Regions from separate parts of the Homo sapiens genome. Here all the other regions are linked to region 7. The links are chromatin contacts, found by Hi-C or POLR2A ChIA-PET in ENCODE. All regions are on one chromosome and are shown on one strand. Each heading gives the region's core, a stretch centred on a gene start or an enhancer-like site at or near the end of the contact. The rest is flanking DNA. Distances are from core to core; before and after follow the strand shown.

What was found. Hi-C counts contacts between places; a loop is a spot of excess contacts on that map. ChIA-PET counts read pairs that join two places held with the same protein, here RNA polymerase II (POLR2A). Pooled maps may share reads with other maps.
Region 1: a loop to region 7 is called in a map of naive thymus-derived CD4-positive, alpha-beta T cell, with 15 times the contacts of the local background. The contact joins the promoter of PPDPF here to the promoter of MRGBP in region 7. A Hi-C loop is called at or near these places in 1 of 168 maps with a recorded cell type or tissue (naive thymus-derived CD4-positive, alpha-beta T cell) and 5 of 50 pooled maps. POLR2A ChIA-PET finds 5 or more read pairs at or near these places in 3 of 52 experiments (CD4-positive, alpha-beta T cell, CD8-positive, alpha-beta memory T cell and Caco-2).
Region 2: a loop to region 7 is called in a map of ascending aorta, with 4 times the contacts of the local background. The contact joins the promoter of LSM14B here to the promoter of MRGBP in region 7. A Hi-C loop is called at or near these places in 3 of 168 maps with a recorded cell type or tissue (CD8-positive, alpha-beta T cell, ascending aorta and naive thymus-derived CD4-positive, alpha-beta T cell), 11 of 37 single-sample maps with no recorded cell type and 23 of 50 pooled maps. POLR2A ChIA-PET finds 5 or more read pairs at or near these places in 2 of 52 experiments (CD4-positive, alpha-beta T cell and activated B cell).
Region 3: a loop to region 7 is called in a map of naive thymus-derived CD4-positive, alpha-beta T cell, with 7 times the contacts of the local background. The contact joins the promoter of LIME1 here to the promoter of MRGBP in region 7. A Hi-C loop is called at or near these places in 1 of 168 maps with a recorded cell type or tissue (naive thymus-derived CD4-positive, alpha-beta T cell), 2 of 37 single-sample maps with no recorded cell type and 5 of 50 pooled maps.
Region 4: a loop to region 7 is called in a map of CD4-positive, alpha-beta memory T cell, with 14 times the contacts of the local background. The contact joins the promoter of EEF1A2 here to the promoter of MRGBP in region 7. A Hi-C loop is called at or near these places in 1 of 168 maps with a recorded cell type or tissue (CD4-positive, alpha-beta memory T cell). POLR2A ChIA-PET finds 5 or more read pairs at or near these places in 1 of 52 experiments (AG04449).
Region 5: a loop to region 7 is called in a map of B cell, with 22 times the contacts of the local background. The contact joins the promoter of PSMA7 here to the promoter of MRGBP in region 7. A Hi-C loop is called at or near these places in 7 of 168 maps with a recorded cell type or tissue (B cell, CD14-positive monocyte, ascending aorta and 4 more), 13 of 37 single-sample maps with no recorded cell type and 23 of 50 pooled maps. POLR2A ChIA-PET finds 5 or more read pairs at or near these places in 2 of 52 experiments (H1 and activated CD4-positive, alpha-beta T cell).
Region 6: a loop to region 7 is called in a map of CD8-positive, alpha-beta T cell, with 10 times the contacts of the local background. The contact joins the promoter of MHENCR here to the promoter of MRGBP in region 7. A Hi-C loop is called at or near these places in 2 of 168 maps with a recorded cell type or tissue (CD8-positive, alpha-beta T cell and naive thymus-derived CD4-positive, alpha-beta T cell) and 14 of 50 pooled maps.

Annotation. Positions count from the first base shown.
Region 1 is chr20:63,519,120-63,522,152 of GRCh38, forward strand. PPDPF (pancreatic progenitor cell differentiation and proliferation factor) reads left to right here and starts at 1,646. Exons shown (of 4, transcript NM_024299.4): 1 at 1,646-1,775; 2 at 2,165-2,244; 3 at 2,393-2,470; 4 at 2,549-3,033. The coding sequence starts at 2,190. The coding sequence ends at 2,760. LOC102723814 (a long non-coding RNA gene) reads right to left here and starts at 1,554. Exons shown (of 2, transcript XR_430332.4): 1 at 1-1,554. RefSeq lists enhancers at 1-779, 780-1,656 and silencers at 929-1,178, 1,239-1,788, 1,899-2,098.
Region 2 is chr20:62,120,764-62,123,916 of GRCh38, forward strand. LSM14B (LSM family member 14B) reads left to right here and starts at 1,712. Exons shown (of 9, transcript NM_144703.3): 1 at 1,712-2,030. The coding sequence starts at 1,904. LOC105372706 (a long non-coding RNA gene) reads right to left here and starts at 2,921. Exons shown (of 3, transcript XR_936963.2): 1 at 2,693-2,921. RefSeq lists silencers at 771-1,860, 2,021-2,560 and enhancers at 1,224-1,911, 1,912-2,600, 2,601-3,153.
Region 3 is chr20:63,735,382-63,738,419 of GRCh38, forward strand. It overlaps LIME1 (Lck interacting transmembrane adaptor 1), which reads left to right and starts at 1,283. Exons shown (of 6, transcript NM_017806.4): 1 at 1,283-1,331; 2 at 2,152-2,266; 3 at 2,440-2,521; 4 at 2,592-2,679; 5 at 2,802-3,038. The coding sequence starts at 2,169. It overlaps ZGPAT (zinc finger CCCH-type and G-patch domain containing), which reads left to right. Exons shown (of 7, transcript NM_181485.3): 6 at 1-183; 7 at 400-761. The coding sequence ends at 538. RefSeq lists enhancers at 709-888, 1,468-2,384, 2,584-3,038 and silencers at 2,319-2,538, 2,609-2,758, 2,839-2,898.
Region 4 is chr20:63,497,561-63,500,480 of GRCh38, forward strand. EEF1A2 (eukaryotic translation elongation factor 1 alpha 2) reads right to left here and starts at 1,523. Exons shown (of 8, transcript NM_001958.5): 1 at 1,498-1,523; 2 at 60-274. The coding sequence starts at 203. It overlaps LOC124904955 (a long non-coding RNA gene), which reads left to right and starts at 722. Exons shown (of 2, transcript XR_007067719.1): 1 at 722-1,063. RefSeq lists enhancers at 532-1,327, 1,588-2,157.
Region 5 is chr20:62,141,947-62,144,823 of GRCh38, forward strand. PSMA7 (proteasome 20S subunit alpha 7) reads right to left here and starts at 1,448. Exons shown (of 7, transcript NM_002792.4): 1 at 1,262-1,448. The coding sequence starts at 1,357. It overlaps SS18L1 (SS18L1 subunit of BAF chromatin remodeling complex), which reads left to right and starts at 1,823. Exons shown (of 11, transcript NM_198935.3): 1 at 1,823-1,943. The coding sequence starts at 1,875. RefSeq lists silencers at 650-1,289, 1,330-2,039, 2,160-2,219, 2,250-2,299.
Region 6 is chr20:63,625,691-63,629,046 of GRCh38, forward strand. MHENCR (melanoma highly expressed competing endogenous lncRNA for miR-425 and miR-489) reads left to right here and starts at 1,545. Exons shown (of 2, transcript NR_132417.1): 1 at 1,545-1,702; 2 at 2,500-3,134. GMEB2 (glucocorticoid modulatory element binding protein 2) reads right to left here and starts at 1,411. Exons shown (of 10, transcript NM_012384.5): 1 at 1,266-1,411. RefSeq lists silencers at 773-1,312, 1,403-1,852.
Region 7 is chr20:62,795,172-62,798,251 of GRCh38, forward strand. It overlaps MRGBP (MRG domain binding protein), which reads left to right and starts at 1,302. Exons shown (of 5, transcript NM_018270.6): 1 at 1,302-1,500; 2 at 1,939-2,060. The coding sequence starts at 1,353. RefSeq lists an enhancer at 1-445 and a silencer at 1,069-1,608.

The DNA.
Region 1 (3,033 bases), core at 396-2,895, 720 kb after region 7:
GCCAGCCAAGCCCAACGCAGGCCGCCCCTACAGTCCCTGCCCGGCCCTGCACCCTCCCCACCCCTTCCCAGGTGCTGATCACCAGTACTCACTCTGCACCCCAAACCCCAAACCCCGTCTCAGCGTCTGCCCCTGAGGACCCTCTGAGTGTCAACCCAACTGACCCGTCTGCCTCATCAGTGACCCCTCGGGGCTGCACACCTCTCCCATCGCAGGTCCTGGCACTGCTCTCCGGCACCGAGCTCCCCCTCCCAGGTGGGGCTCAGGCGGTTCCCTGCCCTCCGTCCTTAGACCTCAGCTGAAACCTGAGCTCTCCCCACCACCCGCCCCCGCCAGCCTCTGCACTGCTCCCCACGGGAAGGCCGTTCTCCCTTGGTTTACCGTTCCCTGCGCTTGGCTCGGCCATGTGCACATAGTAGGTGCTTACCACACTCGTGCAATGAACACACAGAGCGGTGCAGGGCCCAGGACAGCGCCTTCCCCACGTGCTCAGGGGGCACAAGGGCGTCCCTCCAAGTCTTGCTCAGGGGCCTCCCAGGGTCCCTGCCCAGCTGTGGGTCCTCACTGAGCACCCGGCGAGGACAGAGTACGGCATCCGTTGGCCTCGATCTCCGGAACAACACGGGCACACGGCCGTCCCAGCCAGCAACGAGAGCCACGAAACAAATCCACCCGGGCTGACTCCCGAAGCCCTCGGACTGTTCCGCCCCACGGACCTCCCGGACCCTCTCTTCCACGGGGAAGACACCGCCCAGCCAGGACCGGGTGTATAAAGAAACGGGATTTCCGTAGGGGCAGGCCGATTTCCCCTGCGGGGCCGAGGGAGGTGTGGGGAGGATTCTGCGCTGGGGGGAGGAGGAGAGGGAGGACGCCTTTCTGCCTGGGAAGGGAAAACGCGCCCCCTCCTGATTGGCATGGCGGGCCGTCCCCCGGGCCCCAGGGCCCTGCCGGGAACGCTCTGGGCTCCCCAAACATGGGGTCTCCGAGCAGTGGGGCCCAGCCTCTGCCTCCGGCGACTGGAGACTCACCTCACCCGCCCAAATCCGCCCCGCTCTCCGACTGGGCCCCGCCTCCCACTGCCCCGCCATCCGCCCACCCTTTCACCGCCCCCTGCGGGCAGCAGGCGCGTCCTGGGGCTGGGCAACCGGGGTGCAGGTTCCGGAGCTGCCAGAGCTGTGAGGGGGACTCGGGAGAGATCCAGGTTCCTCTGGCTGCGAAGTCCCTGGAGGCCGGGCCGGAGGGCTCCGCGCACGTAGCACTTTTTGGCCCGCCCGGCGCCCCCGTCGCCTCCACAAGGGCTGAAGAGGACGGGCGGGCTGGACCAGGCGGGGCTCCGAGACGCGTCCGAGACGGGGGCCTGGGCCCGGGAGAGGGGCGGGGGCTGGGCTCCCGGACCCGGGCGCGGGGCCTTTTAACCCCTGCAGACCCAGGACCGGCCGGGCCGCCCCAAGACGAACGCCGCAGGGCTGGGCTCAGCCCAAGCCAGACGGCGAGAGTCGCACCGAGGTGGAAGCTGGGGGCGCGGCCTCGCCGGGGCCAGGAAAGGGGCGGGGCCGGGTGGGGCCCGGGGAGGAGCCTGTGCGCCCCGCCCTCCGTGACGCGCCGCGGCCCCCGCGCATATAAGTGGGCGCGTCCGCGCGTGCGCACCCCGCGCGCGCCTCTCTGTCGTGGCGCGGCTTCCCGCGGTCTTCTCTGCAAATGGGCTCCGTGGCCTAGCGCCCCCGTCCCCGCCACCCGTGATCGTGCGCCGAGGCCCGCGAGGGGTCGCCGCCCAGGTGAGGGGCGCCGCGCGCGGGTGGGACGAGCAGGCCCGAGGGGCGGGGGGCGAGGGGCGGGGCTGGGCCGGGGGCTCCTCTCCTCTCCGCCTGGCGAGCGCTGGGCTCGGGGTCCCCGGCGGGCTCCTCTCGGGTCGGGCGGGTTGGGACGGCGCCCACCAGGTTCCCGACGTCTGGGCCGGGGCCCCGCGCACAAAGCGCCTTTGTTCCACCCGCTCGGCCGGTTTGGGCTGGTTGGAGCCGCCCGCGCCCCGCGCGGCGAAGGCGGTGCCGGGAGCTGGGGAGCCCCGCCTCGGTAAATAACCCAGCGCGGCGGCTCCACCCGCTGGGGAGCGCCCTTCATGACGGAAGGCCGCTGACCCGAGGGGCTCCTCCACCCCCATGCGCAGATCCCACCAGCCAGCAAGCTAAAGCATGGCGGCCATCCCCTCCAGCGGCTCGCTCGTGGCCACCCACGACTACTACCGGCGTGAGTAGCCCCTGCCCCCCATCCACGCGGATGCTCTGCTGGCGCCAGTGCCGGCCCCGTGCAGGCTGCGGAACCAGCGCTCGGCCTGAAGGCCGGTGGGCTGGGGGGCTCCGCGCCCCGCGTTGCTGACGGGACCTCTCCTCTCCAGGCCGCCTGGGTTCCACTTCCAGCAACAGCTCCTGCAGCAGTACCGAGTGCCCCGGGGAAGCCATTCCCCACCCCCCAGGTGAGTGCAGGATCGCCCCTTTCTCCCCCCGCTCCTCCAGGAGCTGGCAGCATCAAGACCCCACTTCGCTTCTCTCAGGTCTCCCCAAGGCTGACCCGGGTCATTGGTGGGCCAGCTTCTTTTTCGGGAAGTCCACCCTCCCGTTCATGGCCACGGTGTTGGAGTCCGCAGAGCACTCGGAACCTCCCCAGGCCTCCAGCAGCATGACCGCCTGTGGCCTGGCTCGGGACGCCCCGAGGAAGCAGCCCGGCGGTCAGTCCAGCACAGCCAGCGCTGGGCCCCCGTCCTGACCTGAGCGGTTACCACCAGCCCCAGGCCTGCGGAGGCGCTAGTCCACCAGAGCCCCTCCCCGCCCCTCTCCCCACTCCGCATCCCTCGCCCCCCTCCCCACCTCCCACCCCCCACCCTGTAAACTAGGCGGCTGCAGCAAGCAGACCTTCGCATCAACACAGCAGACACCAAAAACCAGTGAGAGCCCCGCTCTCTACCGCCCGGCCCCAGCACTCGCTAGCTTTCCTGACACCTGGAACTGTGCACCTGGCACCAAGCGGAAAATAAACTCC
Region 2 (3,153 bases), core at 462-2,961, 670 kb before region 7:
CATGCGAGATACTATTATTTTCTTTTTTTCCTTTAGAAATAGGGTCTTGCTGCCACCCCTGCGTGCAGTAGTCCAATCACAGCTCATTGCAGCCTCCAACTCCTGGGCTCAAGTGATCCTCCCGCCTCTGCCTCCACCTCCCCAGGAGCTGGAACTACAAGTATGTGCCCCCACACTCGCCCAATTTTTTTTAAAGTTTTTTTTTTTTTTGTAGAGATGGGGTCTCCATATGTCGCCCAGGCTGATCTCAAACTCCTGGCCTCCAGTGATCTTCCCGCTTCGGCCTCCCAGAGTGCTGAGATTACAGGCATGAGCCACCCACCACGCCATCTGATATCTTCTAGCTTATTCTATTTCATTTTTATTATTATTTTTCTTGAGACGGGGTCTAGCTCTGTCGCCCAGGCTGGAATGCAGTGGTGAGATCTCTGCTGACTGCAATCTTCACGTCTCAGGCTCAAGCGATTCTCCTGCCTCAGACTCCCGAGTAGCTGGGGATTACACGTGTCTGTCACCACGCCCGGCTAGTTTTTTTGTATTTTTAGAGTAGAGACAGGGTTTCACCATTTTGCCCAGGCTGGTCTTGAACTCCTCACCTCAAGTGATCCGCCCGCCTCCGCCTCCCAAAGTGTTGGGATTACAGGCGTGAGCCACCGCGCCCAGCCTATTGCATTTTTATAGTCACCACCCACTACTTTTTTTTTCCAGGACCCAATATTGGTCCGTGATCTGATGATGTTCACGGTCAAGACGGAAGCAAAAAAAGCACACACCGCGCGCCCTCGGTCACTAATCACGCGGAGTATACGCGAGGAGGGCCCGCAGCTAAGCGACGGCGGGCGGCCGAGCTTCCTCCACGGCCGGGGAGGTGGGCAAGGCCTCCGGGCCGCAGCCCCGGGTACGAGCGGAGGCTCCGAGGCCCCCGGTAGCCAGTCAGAATTTATTTTAAGGGAAATGGAAAGCTGCGGCAGGCTTTGGGAGGAGGGGCAGGATTAAAAGAGAAAGTGTGCTCAGCATGTTATATTTAGAGGCTGCCACGCCGGAAGCGCCGCCTTCCCGGGAGCTGCCGCCGCGCCCGCCCCCCGCCGGCACCTGGGCACTGGGGCGGGAGTCCCGGGGCTGCCCGGGAACACCCGGCGCCCAGGGCCTCCGCCACTCCCCGGTCCCCCATGAGGGTGAGGGCTATAGGCGCATCTGGCCCAAGATAGGGGAGTCGTCCGGACCCCACTTCTGTAGGAGGGGAAACTGAGGCCAAGGGGGCAAAGCCCCCGTGTTCGCGGCGCCCAGGGTCCGGGGCGGCGCCGGCACGCGCGCGGGCGGGGCCTGGCGCTCCTCCCCGGTCCCGCCCACTGAGCGTGCAAACCGCAGCCGCCCGCCCACGCGCACGCGCGCTCCTCCCGGGCCGCTTCCCACCCCTCCCCCCGCCCGCTCAGTCTCGTGCTCCCAGCTCCGCGAGGGGCCCGCCGGGAGCCGGCCGAGGGTGGGGCGGATCGCCGGGGAGACCCGCCCCCGGCCAGCGGCGCCTTGCTGCGCAGGAACGACGCGAGGGCCCGCCCCCCAGCTGGCGGCCCGGCCATATTTAAAGGACGGCGGGCGCGGCGAGCCAATGGGCGGCGAGCGTGAAGGGGCGGTGCGTGGCGGTGCGTGGCGGCGCGAGGCCCCGGATGTGGCTGCGGCGGCCCCTCCTCCCCCGCGCTCCTCTCAGAGCCCCAGTCGCGCGCCCCTTCTTGGTTCGCTCGGTGCCCGCGCAGGCCCCTCGGGCGGTGGCGAGGAGGCGCCCAGGCGGAGGCGGCGGCGGGCGGAGGAGCGCAGGAGCGGGCGGCCAGGCCACCGCGCGGCGGCGGAGCGGGCCGCGGCCCGGCGCTCCTTCCCCACCGCGGCCCGACGCACCCCGGCCGCCGCCATGAGCGGCTCCTCAGGCACCCCGTATCTGGGCAGCAAGATCAGCCTCATCTCCAAGGCGCAGATCCGCTACGAGGGCATTCTCTACACCATCGACACCGACAACTCCACCGTGGCGCTCGCCAAAGGTAGCGGCCGCCGCCCGCCCGAGCCCGCTGACCCCCGTCCGCCAACAGCCCCGGCCTGCGGTGCCCTCCCCGCCCCGGGGCGCCCCGGAGCCTGGCGCCCAGACCCCGCCCAGAACCCACCCAGGGCACACCCGGCCCGAGATCCCCTGCCCGCGCCTTCACCCCGGACGCCCCCGAGGCGCCCCCTTCCCGCGCGCCACCCTCCCCCAGCGTAGCCGGCCGCACAATGGTCTCCCTGGGCTCCCAGGGCGGCGGGATTGTGCGCGGGCGCCCGGCGGTGTTTGGTGAGGGGCGGGCCCGGCCCCCGCGGTGCCGCCCCCTCGGCCGCCCAGCCCACCTCTGCAGGTGCCAGCTCCGAGGAGCAGGGCGGCTCCCGTCAGCGGGCCTCCTCCCCGCCAGCCTGGGGGGATCCCTGCGGGGGAGCCTCGAGGTCGGGTGGCGGGGCCAGTGTCCCGGCGTCTCCCGAAGGCTGGGGGTGGGGTCACAACACGCGAATCCTGCAAGCCTTTCTGGAACTTATTAGACAGCTGGGGCCTTGATCCTGAACAAATACCGCGTCCTAATGCGGCCTCCTGCCAAGGCAGAAGCATCCGTTGGCAGCCAGATGCCCCGGTTTAAACGGTTCTCCTGCTCTATCCTGACCTTCCCACTGTGGGGCTTACCTTTTGGTGACAGCCGCCTGTGGGTGCTCGTAACCGGCTGTGGCCGCTGGAGGACTTACAGGAGGGGGGCTCTTTAGAGTCAGAATCTCTGAGGTTGTTGAGGCAGCGGGTGGTCCAGAGTTTCTTTGTCTTCATCACCCAGAGAAGACGGGGAGTGCACTTCCCCTGCCTCTCAGAGAAAAGTGCCCGTGGAGCCACGTCTGCCTAAGCCCGTGTGTGTGCTGGATCTGGCGCTAGGCTCCCAGGGGTTCTTGAAGTGTCTAGACGCGTCTGAAACGCTGCTTAGGTCACAGGGAACTTCATGTGTAGAAGAACGCACTCATTCCAAACAGGGAGTGTCTCCTTTTGAAGCCCGTCTCCTGCGTGGCTTCAGGAGCTTGTTGAGTATGCCAGGGCTATGCACTCACTTGCAGCCATGGAACCTCACTACACTTATTACAGGAGAGCCCAGTTAGAGAAGC
Region 3 (3,038 bases), core at 33-2,532, 940 kb after region 7:
GGCTCCTGGGGCCCTAGAAGCCGGGGCGGCCCCAGCGGGGAGGAGGAGCAAGGACATGTACCATGCCAGCAAGAGTGCCAAGCGGGCCCTGAGCCTGCGGCTCTTCCAGACTGAGGAGAAGATCGAGCGAACCCAGCGGGACATCAGGAGCATCCAGGAGGCTCTCGCCCGCAACGCTGGCCGGTACGTGTGGGGCCCAGCTCAGGGCAAAGGGCGACCCAGGGTGGCCCTGCCCCCGGGATACATGCTGGAGGTCACCTGACCCAAGCATAGCGGGCTGAGTCCAGGAGGGGTCTGCATGTTGGAGGACGGGCAGCGGGCACACAGGCAGTGGGTACGGCAGACTGGGGTTGGTGGCATGGCCCAGGACCCCACGCTGACTAGTGAGCCCCTCCGCAGGCATAGCGTGGCGTCAGCCCAGCTGCAGGAGAAGCTGGCAGGAGCCCAGCGCCAGCTGGGGCAGCTCCGGGCTCAGGAAGCCGGCCTGCAGCAGGAGCAGAGGAAGGCAGACACCCACAAGAAGATGACTGAGTTCTAGAGACCCCACAAGCACTATGGACGAAGCGTGGGACCCCAGCACGGGCTGCCCTCAGGAAGACCAGTGTTGCCCGAGGAGGGGCCGGCCTGCTGGCCTGGGGCGTGCAGACACTGCTGAGTGGAGACAGAGCTGCGGGGTCCCATCTGGACACTTACTTGCCCACCTGCCAGTGTCTTGGGCATTTCCTTGGCAAGGACATTAAAGTGATTTCATCACAGTGTCATTCAGTGGAGATCAGCTGGCTGCAGGGTCTCTGGGGAGAGAAGGGTCTGTGCAGGGCTGTGGTGAGAGACGGGCTGGGCTGGAGGGGCCTAGGAGGCCGGCATTCTCCCTTCTTACCCTTCTCTGACCAAGGCAGATCGGAGGCCAGGGTGCCCGCCAGGCTGCCTGACACCCACAGATGGGTGGAGCTCAGTGCTGCTCCAGCGGGCGAGACGGGCGGGAGAGGACTGTGGCCCACCACGTGGGGCACTCTTGGTGAGGCAGGCGGACCTGGCCCTGTGGGTTTGGGGGTTCTGTGCCAGCTCTGCTCACGTCTTCGTGTGTGGAGGGGTTGTGAGTTAGGCTGTCAGAACAGTGCGGGCTAGAGGCGCACACGTTTCATCTAGGCTTCGGGCGGGGCGCAGCAGGTGGGTGAGGCTGCGGTGGTGGCTGCTGCCCAGGGTGGGAGGCTCAGGGGAGGCGCTTGGCGACAGGAGCAGGAAGTGATGAGGTGGGGAGCTCAGCCGAGGGCTGCACAAAGACCTTCCTGGCCTGCCCCAGACAGAGCTGAGGACCCCTGGCCGTGGGCTTGGTAAGTGCCCTCCTGGGGGGCAGCTGGGGTCTGGGAGGCCTTGGGATGTGGCTGCAGCTGGGTCAGTCAGCCAGGCTGAAGCCCACTCCCTGGGTCTGAGCAGACTGGCCCCAAACTCCAGAGACCACCCCTCACCCCCCAGCTTCTGTCTCTGCTGCTGGACTGTGCTGTTTGTAAGGCATCCCCCACCCCGAGAAGTTCTGCTAAGATCCCCAAGAAGGGGACAGATCCTCTCTGGCAGAGACACTGGCAGACAAGAAGAGCCAGAGAGAAGTGGGGTGGGGGCATCAGCACCCCCAGCAGCTGCTGCTGCCTGCTGACCCAGCCTCCAGCTCCTCCGGGTGCAGGGTCCCTCCTGCTGACCAGCCTCCAGCTCTTCCCAGTTCTGGGCTCCGCAGCGAGCGGCTTGGGGGCACTACCTGACACAGGAGACCATGTCTGGGCAGAGGGTGGCTGCAGGTGGAGTCTGTGGCCTGTGGCGCACACCCAGGGGCTCCCCCGATGCTGGTTACTATCTGGGCTATGGTGGCCACAGCTGTCTTGCCCCTCCTCACGGCCGTGCTGGGTGTTACCGTGGTCACCCGCAGGGACACGGAGGGGCCAGGCAGAGCAGCCCTAGTTCACCTCACCGGGAGCCCCCGCCAGAAGGTGGGCACCTCTGGGAGGGAGGGACTGCCAGGCCTTGGGGCTTCCTGTGCTGAGTCAGAGCTGGAACGGGAGACGCAGGAGCCCCGCAGCCGCGGGAGGTGCAGATTTGGGGCTGCCAGGTGGCGCCAGGTCCCCTTGGCCAGCCCCCAGCGCCCCTTTCTTCTGTCCCCAGGGCCTCGGCTTCACAGGATGGGGCTGCCAGTGTCCTGGGCCCCTCCTGCCCTCTGGGTTCTAGGGTGCTGCGCCCTGCTCCTCTCGCTGTGGGCGCTGTGCACAGCCTGCCGCAGGTAGGTCCCTCAGCCGCGTTCTGTCTGGGGCCTCGCTGCGGCTGCCATTCACAGCCCAGCGCGGGAAGGGGCTGGAGGCAGGTCCGCGCACCCAGCTCGGCACGCGCGCCTGCACCGGGCCTTGGACCCGAGGCTGACGACCCCGCCCCCCGCCCCCCACCTCTACCCCCAAGGCCCGAGGACGCTGTAGCCCCCAGGAAGAGGGCGCGGAGGCAGCGGGCGAGGCTGCAGGGCAGTGCGACGGCGGCGGAAGCGGTGAGTGCCAGGCTGTCCCGGGGACCAGGGTGGGGTCCGCAGGGCACCGACCAGCCTTCCTCGCCCCCAGTCCCTACTGAGGCGGACCCACCTCTGCTCCCTCAGCAAGTCGGACACCAGACTGCACGAGCTGCACCGGGGCCCGCGCAGCAGCAGGGGTGAGCAGAGGGCGGGGCGGGGGCGGCCGGGCGGGGCTTACTGTGCAGCGCGTGCCAACCCCTGGGCCAGACCCGCTCCTGCCCCCTGCCCGGAGTGAACTCTGCCCTGACCCCACCCCCAGCCCTGCGGCCTGCCAGCATGGATCTCCTGCGCCCACACTGGCTGGAGGTGTCCAGGGACATCACCGGACCGCAGGCAGCCCCCTCTGCCTTCCCACACCAGGAGCTGCCCCGGGCTCTGCCGGCAGCTGCAGCCACCGCAGGGTGCGCTGGCCTCGAGGCCACCTATTCCAACGTGGGGCTGGCGGCCCTTCCCGGGGTCAGCCTGGCGGCCAGCCCTGTGGTGGCCGAGTATGCCC
Region 4 (2,920 bases), core at 273-2,772, 700 kb after region 7:
CACCACGGGAGTTGGGGGTTCCTTCTCAGGGGGCCAAGACCATAGCCTGGGGAGCTCACCTCAGCCGCCTCCTTCTCGAACTTCTCAATGGTCCTTTTGTCAATACCTCCGCATTTGTAGATGAGGTGGCCCGTGGTGGTGGACTTTCCGGAGTCCACGTGGCCGATGACCACGATGTTGATGTGGGTCTTCTCCTTGCCCATTTTGCTGGGAGTGTGAGGGGCTGGCGGGACCCGGGGTGCTCTGGCTCAGGGCGAGGGGGGCTGCAGTGATTCTGTGGGGCCAGTGGTGGTGGGGAGACCGGTGATGGGGAGCCCCAGGGGGAGACACCAGCAGAGACTGTCCTGGCACAGGCTGGACAGGCATCCCTGCCCACAAACCAAGCCCCCATGTTTGGTGGGGAGGGAAGGGCCCCCACCCACAGCTGGGCCTGGCCAGGGCAAGCAGAGGCTGTGCACTGCCCCCACCCCACACTTGAGCCCAAACAGCCCCATCTGCTGTAAATAACTGGGCGTTGGAGCCCGCGGGCTGCTCCTTGGGAAGGGGTTAGCCACCATTTGGAGAGACCACGCAGCGCCAGGCTGGGTACGTCCGTGACCAGCAGAGCCGGGTGATGAGTCACCTGCCCAGCGCTCCAGGGCCCTGTCCTGCACGCGCACTCCCCTCCCCGGCGGCAGGGCCAGGGACACGGCGCCCCACCCCCACCCGCTGCCACCGGGGAGAGATGGCCACTGCTCCCCACTCCCCTCCTCAGGCAGGGACGGCGCCATCTTCCCCTCATCCCTGCCCGGCAGGCTGGGCCAGAGCCCCGACGGAGATGCGCTGCCCAGATTAGGAACCCAGAATAGCTCTAGGCACCCCCCTCCCGGACTCTCACAGGGACAGACAGCGGCCGGGAGGTGGGGGTCCCTGTTCCAGCCTGAGGAAGGAGGACCCGGCCCTGCCGAGCCCAGCAAGTGCCAGGTGGAGATGCCCTCGGCCCCGTGGGGGTATAGGGGGCACCCTCCCTCCCCCCCTCCCTGTGACTCAGGACCCTGGGTCACAGCCCTGTCCCATCACAGAGGTCAGTGGAGAAACCCACGCTGCTCCTCGCGGACAGGTGGCTGGGGGAGGGAAAGAGGACAGAAGCCACCCTGGGGTGGGAACACGGGTGGGGGTGGGGAGGCCAGGGCCCCCAGATCTCACCACCTCCCTCAGCGTCCTCTGGCCCAGCGCCCCGAAGCCCGACCCCCATCAGCCCCCGGCCCGCAGGGTCCCCGCGGCCCCAAGGTCACGGCTACGGGGCGATCGCCGCCCAGGACCCGGCCCCGCCGCCCCGCGCCGCCCCCCACCCCGGGCCCAGCCCGGCCGACGCGGGGACCCCCGGAAGCCGGACTCCGGGCGCGCGCGGGGGCGGGTGCGGGGCCCGGCCACCCTCTGCCCCCCAGGACCGGCCCCGGGGGTCCCTCTTCGGAAGACGGGGGCGGGGGCGGAGGCCCGGGGGCCGAGCGTCCTTACCCGGAGCCGAGGTCTCAGCCAGAGGGACTGGCGGCGCCGGCGCCGGCGGTTTTATCTCCGGGAGGGGGTCCACCTATTGACGGTGGCGGCGCAGTGCACCGCGCCCTGCAGCACGCCAATGCGGAACCGCGCGGGAGGGGGCGGGGCGCGGACGCGCGCGGGCGGGCGCCACGGGGACGCGAGGCGATGCGGGAGGCGCGGGCTGCAAAGACGGACGCGGGAGGCGGGGGAGAAACGCGCCGCGGGCGGGGGCGGGGCGGGGGGCAGGGCAGGGAGGCGGCGGGAGGGAGGGACCGGGACGGAGACGGCGCGGGGAGAGCGCGGCGGGCCCGGGAGACGGGGCGAGAGCCGGCTCAGGGCAGGAACACGCTTGAGCCGCGAAAAGCGGTCCCCGGGGACAGGGCAGACGCCGAGGACCGGAGCCGGCAGGCGGGGGAGGGGAGCAGGTGGGCTGCAGCCTGGGAGACGAGCCTGGGTCTACCGGCCCCTCCCCGGCCCTGCTCATGGGGGACGCCCCAGAACCAACGAAGCCCGGCTCTGAGGGGCTCTCCCTAATGAGGCCCGGGGGTGCAGGCCTCAGGGTGGAAATCTGCTGGTTTCCAGTCCCTGTCCTCACGTGCCTGCCCTCCTGGGCGCACCATGACAGGCCCCGAGGATCCAGCGCAGAACCACCCTCCCCCTGAGAGGCTGGTCTCCCACGGTGCAGGGAACGCCGGAAGCCCGCTCCCAGACCCACTGACATCTTCCAGGGACCCTCCCCTCCGGGTGCGCCGACCTCCGGCTGCTGCTGGGAAACAGCGCCAGCCAAGGGCGAGTCAGATCCAGACAGACCCAGGCCCCCCCGCCCAGCGCCCCACCCCGCTGCACCTCAGCGCCTTGTAGCTGATGCTCATATGGGGTCAGGATGCCAAGCCAAAGACCGGGCCACGCTCTGTAGGAAGTGGGGAGTCCCTGAGGTCCTGGCACACGCGGGTAATGACCAACGTGGGTTGTGAGGAAGGGGATGTGGCAGCCATGTGTTGTGTGAAGACCAAGGTTAGGGGCTTTCTCCAGACCCCAAGATCCTGTCGTCTCACCCAGGTATTCAGGTCTTCCCTCCCACGCTGCCCCCCCACCCCCACGCACTCGGATCTTCCTGCCAGCGGGGTCTCGGGAGGTGTGTGCTGAGTGGGGGCAGAGCCCTGGCACCTGTCCTCTCAGCCCTGAGTTCCCACTGGGTGTTGACATGGAGGCCCCGGGTCGGGCCCAGCAGCTGCGACTGGGCAAATCCATGGGGATCCCCAGCGACTGGACCCCTACCTGGCCTGCTGGCAGGTGTGAGGAGGAAGGAAAGGTGGGGGCCCAGGGTCGGGGCCAAACAGTTCTCCCCAGCCTGTGGAGAGGGCCTCTCAGGAGGACCCTGGTCTGTGGCTGCGTCTGCCCC
Region 5 (2,877 bases), core at 198-2,697, 650 kb before region 7:
ACTGTGAGCACCTGGGCAGGGGGATCTCCCTGTGCCTGCCGCCCTGAGCACGGGTGGGATATTGAGCAGCGTCCCTGGCCTCTACCCTCCAAATGCCAAGAGCACCTCTGCAAGGTCTTACCACTGGAAAAGTCTCCACACACTGCCAGTGGCTCCGTGTGGGCCCAAAACCATCCCTGGCTGAGAAGTATTGATCTGAAGTGTTTGGGTTTTCTGGGAGCTTTCTCAGGTACTGACTCACTTGACCTTCGACTGACTCGAGGCCCAGAGAAGCTATATGGGTTCGTTAAAGCCAGCGGCGGCCAGCTGGCGGGGGTGGCAGTATTGGGGTGGGTACAGGGGTCAGCCGACTCCTAGTCCTCTTTAAGCTGAGTTAGATCACCTGATGAATACTGGGCCTTCATTTCAAAACAAAGATTCAGAAAATGAAAACAAATCAAAATTTACAGAACCGTGTGTGCTGCTTTCTCTGCCTGCTCAAACCTCTGAATACCAGATGATAAAAGAATAACGATCTCACAGACTGACCAATTAAACTGACACGTCTTGATGGTACGAATTTAAGTTTCAAACAATGTCACTAAGGTCAATGTACACGAGCCCTCGTCAAAACGAAACGGCCGCGTCCAAACCAGTCCTGACCCGGGCGGCTGCAGCCCGGCCCCGGGAAGGCTCCTCCCGGCAGAGTGCGGAGACCTGGGAGGCGCCCGCCACCGGCCAGGCCAGCGAGCCGCTTTGTTCTCGAAGCCCACCTGGGCCTAGAGAATAAGTGTTGCCCCGGAGCGGGTGGGGGTCCCCATAAGGGGGGTTTGAGTAGTTCGCTCCCCAGCCACCCGGCTGCGTGAACAGCCCCCCAGCGAGCGCACGGCCTACCCCCCGCGCTCCGCGGCCCAGAGCGGCCCTCGCCCGGCCTCTGCTCGCCGGGGCGGCGGCGCGACCCACGCGCCCGGCCGGGGCCAGGGGTGCTCAAGATGGCGTCGTCACGGCCCCCGTGCCCGGGGCCCCACGCGAGGCCGGGCCCCAAGCGAGGCGCTGAGTGGGGAGAACGAGCGCTCGCGGCTCACGCCAAACGCCGCCTCTGCAGGCACTCGTGGAGACCGGCAGCGGGGCCCGCGCTCAGCTACAGCCCTGACCGCCCGCGCCGCTGCCCCGCGCACGCCCGCGGGCGCCCACAGCGCCGCGCCCGGCCCCGGCCCTCTCTGGGCTCCCCAGCCCCACTTCCGCCCGCGTCCCCGGCCCCGCGCAGGCCCCGCCGCCTCACCGCGGTCGAGCCCTTCTTGACGGCCTCCTGCGCGTACTCCACTTGGAAGAGGTGGCCGTCGGGCGAGAAGACGGTGATGGCGCGGTCGTAGCTCATGCCGGCGGGCGGCGGCCGGGCTCCTTCCGCCGCGACTCTCAAAAGCGCACACTCACGGCCCGCGCGCACCCGCGACTCCCGGCGCCACTACGCCCGCGCCCCACCCTCGGCGCCGTGTCCTGCGCTGCCGGCGACGGGCGGCGTCAGGCGGCGACGGGCAGCGTCAGGCGGCGTCGGGCGGACGTGATGGCGCGCGCCGGGGCGGGGTCAGGCCGAACCACCGGTGGCCGGGGGTGGGAGGCGGTGCTCCGGCGAGGGCCGGGCGCTGGGTGCGAGGGGGTCGCCGGGGGCCACCGTTCGGCACTGGGCCGCAGACCGTTCTGCAGGGCGGAGCGGCGGCGCCGCGGGCCCGGAGGCGCGGCGACGGCGACGGGGCGGACGAGCCCACGACGCGGCGCCCCCCGCGCTCCCGCCCCCTTCCCCCCCTCCGCGACTGCGGATAATGAGCGCCTCGGGCCGCCCAGCGCAGCCGGAGTATCCACCTCGATGACCACGGGCTGAGCCCCGCGCCGCCACCATGTCCGTGGCCTTCGCGTCTGCCCGGCCAAGAGGCAAAGGGGAGGTTACGCAGCAAACCATCCAGAAGGTGGGCCGGGCCGGAGCGGCGGCGCTGGGCGGCGGGTCTGCGGGCGGGCGCGCGCGGGGACGGGGCGCGGGCAGCTGGCGGGCGCGGGGCGCGAACAAAGCCGGGGCGCAGCCGGGCGGCCGCGAGCCCCGACGGCGGCCCCGTGCCCTTCCCCGCGTCCCACGCCTGCGCGCCGGCGGGCACCCGGCCGTGTGGGGGGCGGTCCCCGGAGAGCCTGCGCCAACTTTGTTGGGGCGCGCGGGTCCCTCGGGCCGGGGCACTGGGCGGTGGGGGCCGGGCGGACGCTGGAGGCTGCCGGCCCCCGAGCGCGCTGTCCCCCGAGTCCGCGGCGCGCGCTGGGAACTGTCCTGGGCTATGCCGGGCGCACGGGGACCCCTCGGGGCCGGAGCCGCGGCGAGGGCTTGTCGCGCTCCGCAGCCAGCTTCGGTGGCGACGGCGGGCGGTACTCGTTTTCTGCGCTCATTTTGGTTAGTGGTGAGGGGCCCGGGTCGGCCTCCGGGCGCACTTGCGACCGCGGGGACTGTGGCCGGGGCTGCCCCTCTTGCTCCTGGAGCGAGGCGCGAACGATGGAGGCACGGAAGGACGCGTCCCGATCCCCATTTGCGGGGCATCGTTACGCAGCCCGGCCCCGTAGGGAGCGCACCGCCCCCTCCGTATCCTCGCGGCTACGCCGGGTTTCAGCGTGACACCCTCGCCAGCCGCCTCGCCTAACAAACTTGACGGATTTGCTCCACAACCTTTCTTCTAGCTCCGTAAGTTCGGCCTTGTGGTTTTCAAGAGACAGCGTTTATGTGGGTTTGGGACACCGTTATCCAAAGCCCTAAGTTTTGAAATTGAGACTTTGTATTTTCTGCTGTTTTTTCTGTAGAAGACAGATTCGGAAGAAAATCAGCATTAGCCATACCCGTTTCAGTTGTCACAACATCTGTTGGAA
Region 6 (3,356 bases), core at 295-2,794, 830 kb after region 7:
GGGTTCAAGCAATTCTCCTGCCTCAGCCTCCCAACTAGCTGGGATTACAAGTGCACACCACCACGCCCGGCTAACTTTTGTATTTTTAGTAGAGACAGGGTTTCACCGTGTTAGCCAGGCTGCTCTCAAACTCCTGACCTCATGATCCGCCCACGTCGGGCTCCCAAAGTGGTGGGATTACAGGTGTGAGCCATCACACCTGGCCCAAGAAAATATTTTTAAACTAGTATTCTTGACCGGCACGGTCAACACTGATGTAATTGAAACTGTTGTATTTGAAGTGTTAGCAAAGAAAGAGAATTCTGGTTCAACAGAAAAGTCAGTCACGACTTTTCAGTCACGCATGAATTACACAGTAACCAAATAGATAACATGCCATGACTGACGACGGGCCCACAACAAATCAGCTCCGACCAACAGGGTCCACACCACCATGGGTCTACACAGATCCAGGTCCCGCCTGTGAGCCTACAGTGACGCGGGCCCCTGTGGGGTGGTCCCTGCAGGTCAGGTCCCTGAGAGTGGGTCCCAGTGGGGTGATCCCTGCGGGTCGCGTCCCTGCGAGTTGGGTGCCTGCCGGGTGGCCCCTGCGGGTCGGGTGCCTGCGGGGTGGTCCCTATGGGTCGCGTCCCTGCGGGTCGGGTGCCTGCGGGGTGGCCCCTGGGAATCGCGTCCCTGCGGGTCGGGTGCCTGCGGGGTGGCCCCTGGGGATCGCGTCCCTGCGGGTCGGGTGCCTGCGGGGTGGCCCCTGGGGATCGCGTCCCTGCGGGTCGGGTGCCTGCGGGGTGGTCCTTGTGGGTCGCGTCCCTGTGGGGTGGTCCCTGTGGGTCGCGTCCCTGTGGGGTGGCCCCTGCGGGTCGCGTGGTGGCCCCTGCGGGTCGGGTGCCTGCGGGGTGGTCCCTGTGGGTCGCGTCCCTGCGGGTCGGGTGCCTGCGGGGTGGTCCCTGCGGGTCGCACCCCTGCGGCGTGGTCCCCCCGGGATGGGTCCACCGAGGAGGCCGCTGGAGGCCGAGCCCGCGCCCGCCCGCGGCGCCAAGATGGAGGCAGGAAGCGCCGCCGCCCGCGCCCGCCACCGCCCGCGCCGCCCGCCTGACGCCGCCGTTGCGCCTGACGCCGCCGCCCGCGCGGCCGCCCCTCCCCCGGCCCTCCCCTCCCCCCGCCGTAACGTCCTGACGCTCCGCAGGGACCCCTGACTGGACGGCGGCGCGTGAGCGGAGCGAGAGGCCTCGCCGCGGGGGGGCCGCGGGCTCGCCGGCGCCGCTTACCTGGGGCCGCGCCGGGCCTGCTTAGGCACCCGGCGGGGGCGGCGGCGTCGGGAGCTGCGGCGGCGGCGGGCGGCGGCGGCGGCCGCGGGCTTCGCTCCTTGTTGGGGATTCGGCGGCGGCGGCGGCGCGGGCGCGCGCTTCCTAGTGACGCAGGCGGCGGGGCCGCGCACGCACGGGGCTGGGAGGGCCGGACACTTATTTGGCGCTCGCGGAGGAGGAAGGCGGGGCCGTGAAATAAGGCCCGACGGGCCCCGGGGCGCGTGCGCGGACCGACACTGTCAGCTCCTAACGCCGCAGGTTCCTCCTGGTCCCCGAGGCCCCCGGTCGGGCGTTGCCTGCCCCGCGCGGGCGGCCGGGCCGAGGGACGATGGTCAGTGGACGGACGGCGCCAGGGAGCAGTGCCCACGCGCGGCAGGGCGGTACCTTCAGGCCTCCAGGTACGGGCGCTCCTCGCCCGGACGCTGCTGTGTGTGAATGGGCGCGAGGGGACTCCCCTGCGGGGCGGACGCCTGAACACGAGGCTGTGGAGGAGGACGCTGTAGGGTGCGCGGACTCACGCGGAACATGCCAGAGGCTCAGCCAGCCACGGCGCTCCCAGCGTGGAGGGCGAGGGGCATCCGGGAGCGGCCGGGAGGGCTCGGTCACCCCTCAAGCTGTCACCCCAGTCCCACAACCAGCACCCCGATCCTATCGCAGTCCCACAGCCGACACCCCGATCCCACCCCTGCCCAACAGCCGGCACCCACCCCAATCCCATAGCTAACACCCCGGTCCCACCGCTGTCCCACGGCCGGCACCCCGATCCCACCCCAGTCCCGCAGCTGGCACCCCGATCCCACCCCAGCCCAACAGCTGGCACCCACCCCGATCCCACCGCTGTCCCACAGCCGGCACCCCGATCCCACCCCAGTCCCGCAGCCGGCACCCCGATCCCACAGCCGGCACTCACCCCGATCGCATAGCATAGCTGATACCCCGATCCCACCCCAGTCCCATAGCCAGCACCCCGATCCCACCCCAGTCCCATAGCCAGCACCTCGATCCCATAGATGACACCCCGATCCCGCCCCAGTCCTATAGCCCGCACCCCGATCCCACCCGAGTCCCGCAGCCGGCACCCCATCCCACCCATGTCCCACAGTCGGCACCCCGATCCCACTCGGATCCGGCAGCCAGCTTGGATCCTGTGGCCCTCCTCCAGCCCCCAGGGCTCATTTATATGTTTTATTGGCAGAGGCTGGGGCTGGCTCTGTTGGCCTCTGTGCTGGGTTTCTTCCTCTGCACCGCAGGACTGGCTCTCCTGACCTCTCCAGGTGTCATCGAACACCCTTGTGCTTGCTGTCACCCGCTGCCTGTCTGCAGGATCCCGGATTCCGTATCAGGGGACCGAAATTAGTCGGAAAATAGGAAGCAGGTGCTCGCTTGGATGGAACCCTGACCCTGTGCTCACACTTGTAGGAGGAGGGCTCTGCAGGCCGCCTCCCGGAACGGGAGGTTCCCAAGCCACTGCACTTCGGAGGGGCTGTAATTAGAGTTGCACATTCATTCAGTTCCCAGTAAAGTAGAACGTGCTCCAGCCAGTGAGGAAAAGGTGTTTTTAAAAATTAGATTGGCCGAGTGCGGTGGCTCATGCCTTTTACCTCAACACTTTGGGAGACAAAGGTGGGAGGATCACCTGTGGCCAGGAGTTCAAGACCAGCCTGGGCAACAGAGCCTGTCTCTGGGGAAGAATAAAAAAAAAAATTGAGCCTTTGTCAGTGCTACTATTTTATTATCTGGTAAATATGAGAGGGTTCACGCGGTCTATGTGTGTCATTTATCTGAGTTTGCCTATCGTCACGTTTTGGAAATAAATGTCAATAAAGTCGAAGAGGAGTGCTGAGGGGGGCCTGGGGATGGGAGGGTGGCTACATCATGCCTGTGTGTTGCGCAAGCCCACCGAGGTCGGCCTGGGGTGAGCCCTGGGGCCTGTTCTGCCTCCTTCACTCTGGGGCTCCAAGAGACAAACTGGGCAACAAGAGAGAAACTCCATCTAAAAAAAAAGAAAAATCACCTCCAAGATAACTTAGCTTTCTTCTGCTGGCATAACAA
Region 7 (3,080 bases), core at 52-2,551:
AAACAAACAAAAAAGAAGCCGGTCCCCATCCGCAGTGACTCGCGTTTCCCTCCCCCTCCCCCGTCCCCGGCAACCGTGCATCTACTTTCTATTCCTATGGAGTTGCCAGTTCTGGCTCTTCCTGTGAATGGATTCCCATGCTGTGTATTTTCGTGTCTGAATTCTCTGACTTTCGTCTCAGCCCGCACCCACGCTGCCGCAGTCCGCGCTCGCTGCTTTTAGGCTGAACGCGGCTGCGCCGTGCGGGTGCCCGCGCTCCGGGCGCCCCTCGCAGGTTCAGCCCCGGGTTGGGGGCGGCGCTTGCCTCGCGGCTGCGGGTCCCAGCCTGAACCTGTGTCTTGTTCCACTGCCGCGGGCGCCCGCCACGGAGCTGCTGCTTCCTAGGGAGACGGTTCCATCGTTGAAGGAACGGCCAGACTGTCTTTCGCAGCAGCGGCCCATCTGACCGCACAGCACGACCGCACGAGGGTCCCGAGCCCTGACCCTCGCAGCACTCGTCACCCCGGCCGCGTGGTTGTGGCGGTCTCGGCGGGGCAGGGGGTCCCCACGCGGGCTGATTCTAGTTTCGCGTGACCGATGGTGCTCATTAGCCATATCTGTACATCTTTTTTTTTTTTTCGAGTCGGAGTTTCGCTCTTGTTGCCCAGGCTGGATTGCAATGGCGCGATCTCGGCTCACTGCCTCCCGGGTTCAAGCGATTCTCCTGCCTCAGCCTCCCGAGTAACTGGGATTACAGGCGCCCGCCACTACGCCCGGCTACTTTTTTTGTATTTTTAGTAGAGACGGGGTTATACGATGTTGGCCAGGCTTGTCTCGAACTCCTGACCTCAGGTGATCCGCCCGCCTCGGCCCCCCAAAGTGCTGGGATTACAGGCGTGAGCCACCGCGCCCGGCCCATCTGTACATCTTCTTTGGAAAAATGTGTATCCAAATCCTTAGCCGTTTTATAGTTAGATTGTCTTTTTATTATCGAGTTATAAGAATTATTTATACCTTCTACAAGGAAGTTCATTATCAGATATAGGATTTGCAAATATTTTCTCTCATCTGTGGGTCGTCTTTTCACTTTTCTGATGGTTTCCTTTGAAGCACAGACTTTTTTGTTTGGGTGCAGTGTATTTCTTACTGTGCTTTAAAGAGGAACACGTTTTAAGAACCCCCGCGCGGGGCGGAGCAGGGCGGAGTCCCCGGCGGGAAGGGACCCGAGACCTCGGCTGCGCCTGCGCCGACGCCGGCGCGTGAGCCCGAGCGCGTACCCGGCGGAGCGCGCGCCCGCCCCCGAGTGCGCCTGCGCGGAGCTCGTGGCCGCGCCTGCTCCCGCCGGGGGCTCCTTGCTCGGCCGGGCCGCGGCCATGGGAGAGGCCGAGGTGGGCGGCGGGGGCGCCGCAGGCGACAAGGGCCCGGGGGAGGCGGCCACCAGCCCGGCGGAGGAGACAGTGGTGTGGAGCCCCGAGGTGGAGGTGTGCCTCTTCCACGCCATGCTGGGCCACAAGCCCGTCGGTGAGCGCCCAGGCTGCGGACGCGCGTGGGGGCGGGGCGGGCAACCGGCGGGGCGGGGCGGGGCCTGCGCTCGCGACACCCTCGCCCCCACGCTCCCCGCCGAGCCCGGGCCGTGACACCGCCGCCACACCCGTCCCGGGACCCCCGCCCCCTCCCACGCGCCCTTCGGACCCCGCCCCGGACCCCGCCCACGACCCCTACCCCCGTGAGACCGCGAGGTCCCAGCCCGCAGTGCCCCACCCCCACCCCCGCCCCGGGACAGCCCACCCCCTCCCACACACACCACCCAGCCCTGCCCCCCCACAGCCCCTCCACACCCTGGCCCTCCCCATCTCTCCGCAGCCACCCTTGCCCCTCCAGTCCCCAGGGCAGCCCGTCCCCTCCATCCCCTTTCTCCTCACCGCTCACCGGTTATCCCGCCGCCCCTCCTCCCCTCAGGTGTGAACCGACACTTCCACATGATTTGTATTCGGGACAAGTTCAGCCAGAACATCGGGCGGCAGGTCCCATCCAAGGTCATCTGGGACCATCTGAGCACCATGTACGACATGCAGGCGCTGGTGAGCCCAACCGCCCTCCCTGTGCCGCCCGATGGGGGCACGAACCCGCACACCGCTCTCTGAGAGTCAGCCTGAGCTGGGCAGAGGCCCCTCCATGTCTGCTGGGGTCTGCTGGGCAGAGTAGAGGCCCCTCCATGCCTGCTGGGGTCTGCAGTGAGCTCTCAGGGTCAGCCTGAGCTGGGCAGAGGCCCCTCCGTGCCTGCTGGGGTCCCCTGGGCAGAGACCCCTGCAGTGAGGCTCGTCCTTAAGGAGGACATCCCGGGGCTCCAGAGCCTGTCATGGAAAGCACAAACACAGTGCTAGCAGCTGGCTAGCTTTTCAGGGGCTCTGCTTTAGACTGGGTGCTGGGCCAGAGTCTCCAGCTGAGACCCTGGGGAGGGAGGGAAGGATGCAGAGTCCCGGGCCCTTAGGCCATTGTCAGCCTCCTGGGAGGCCCCCGAAGTGCTTTAGGCAGAGGGTGACCCTATCTGAGTCACACCAAGGTGAATTTGGTGACTTCTGTGGGAGTCAGACAAGTAGAGTTCCAGTCCTCGCAGAGCTTGGAGCTGGCACTGTGTGACGGGCGAGCGGGTTAACTAGGTAAGCAGGGTGGCCAGAAGAGACAGGTGGGTGTTCCAGGCCCTGTGGCAGCAGGAGGTGGTGGGTCCAGGAGCTCAAAGAAGGTGGTGTACTTGGAGAGTGGGGTGGGGGTCAGGGGTCAGGTGACCAGGAGGAGTGGGGACCTGTGCTGGTGGAGAGTCTGTGCCAGCCACGTTGGACTCAGGGCCACACCGGCCATCAGTATGACATAGGTCTCTCCCTCTGGTCTGTGCGACCTCAGGAGGGCAGTGCCTGGCAAGCACTCTCTTCTTCTTTGCCTGGTTCTGTGCCTGTGGCGCTCCCAACCGACACCCTCGGTGTCCATGGGCTCCTGCCACGTGGATGAGAACTCGAGGTGCCTGCGGCCTTTCCCCAGGGCTGTCACTGTGCCCTCTGCATGCCGCCTTGGGGAACGCAGTCTCATGGTGAGACTGCAGGCCG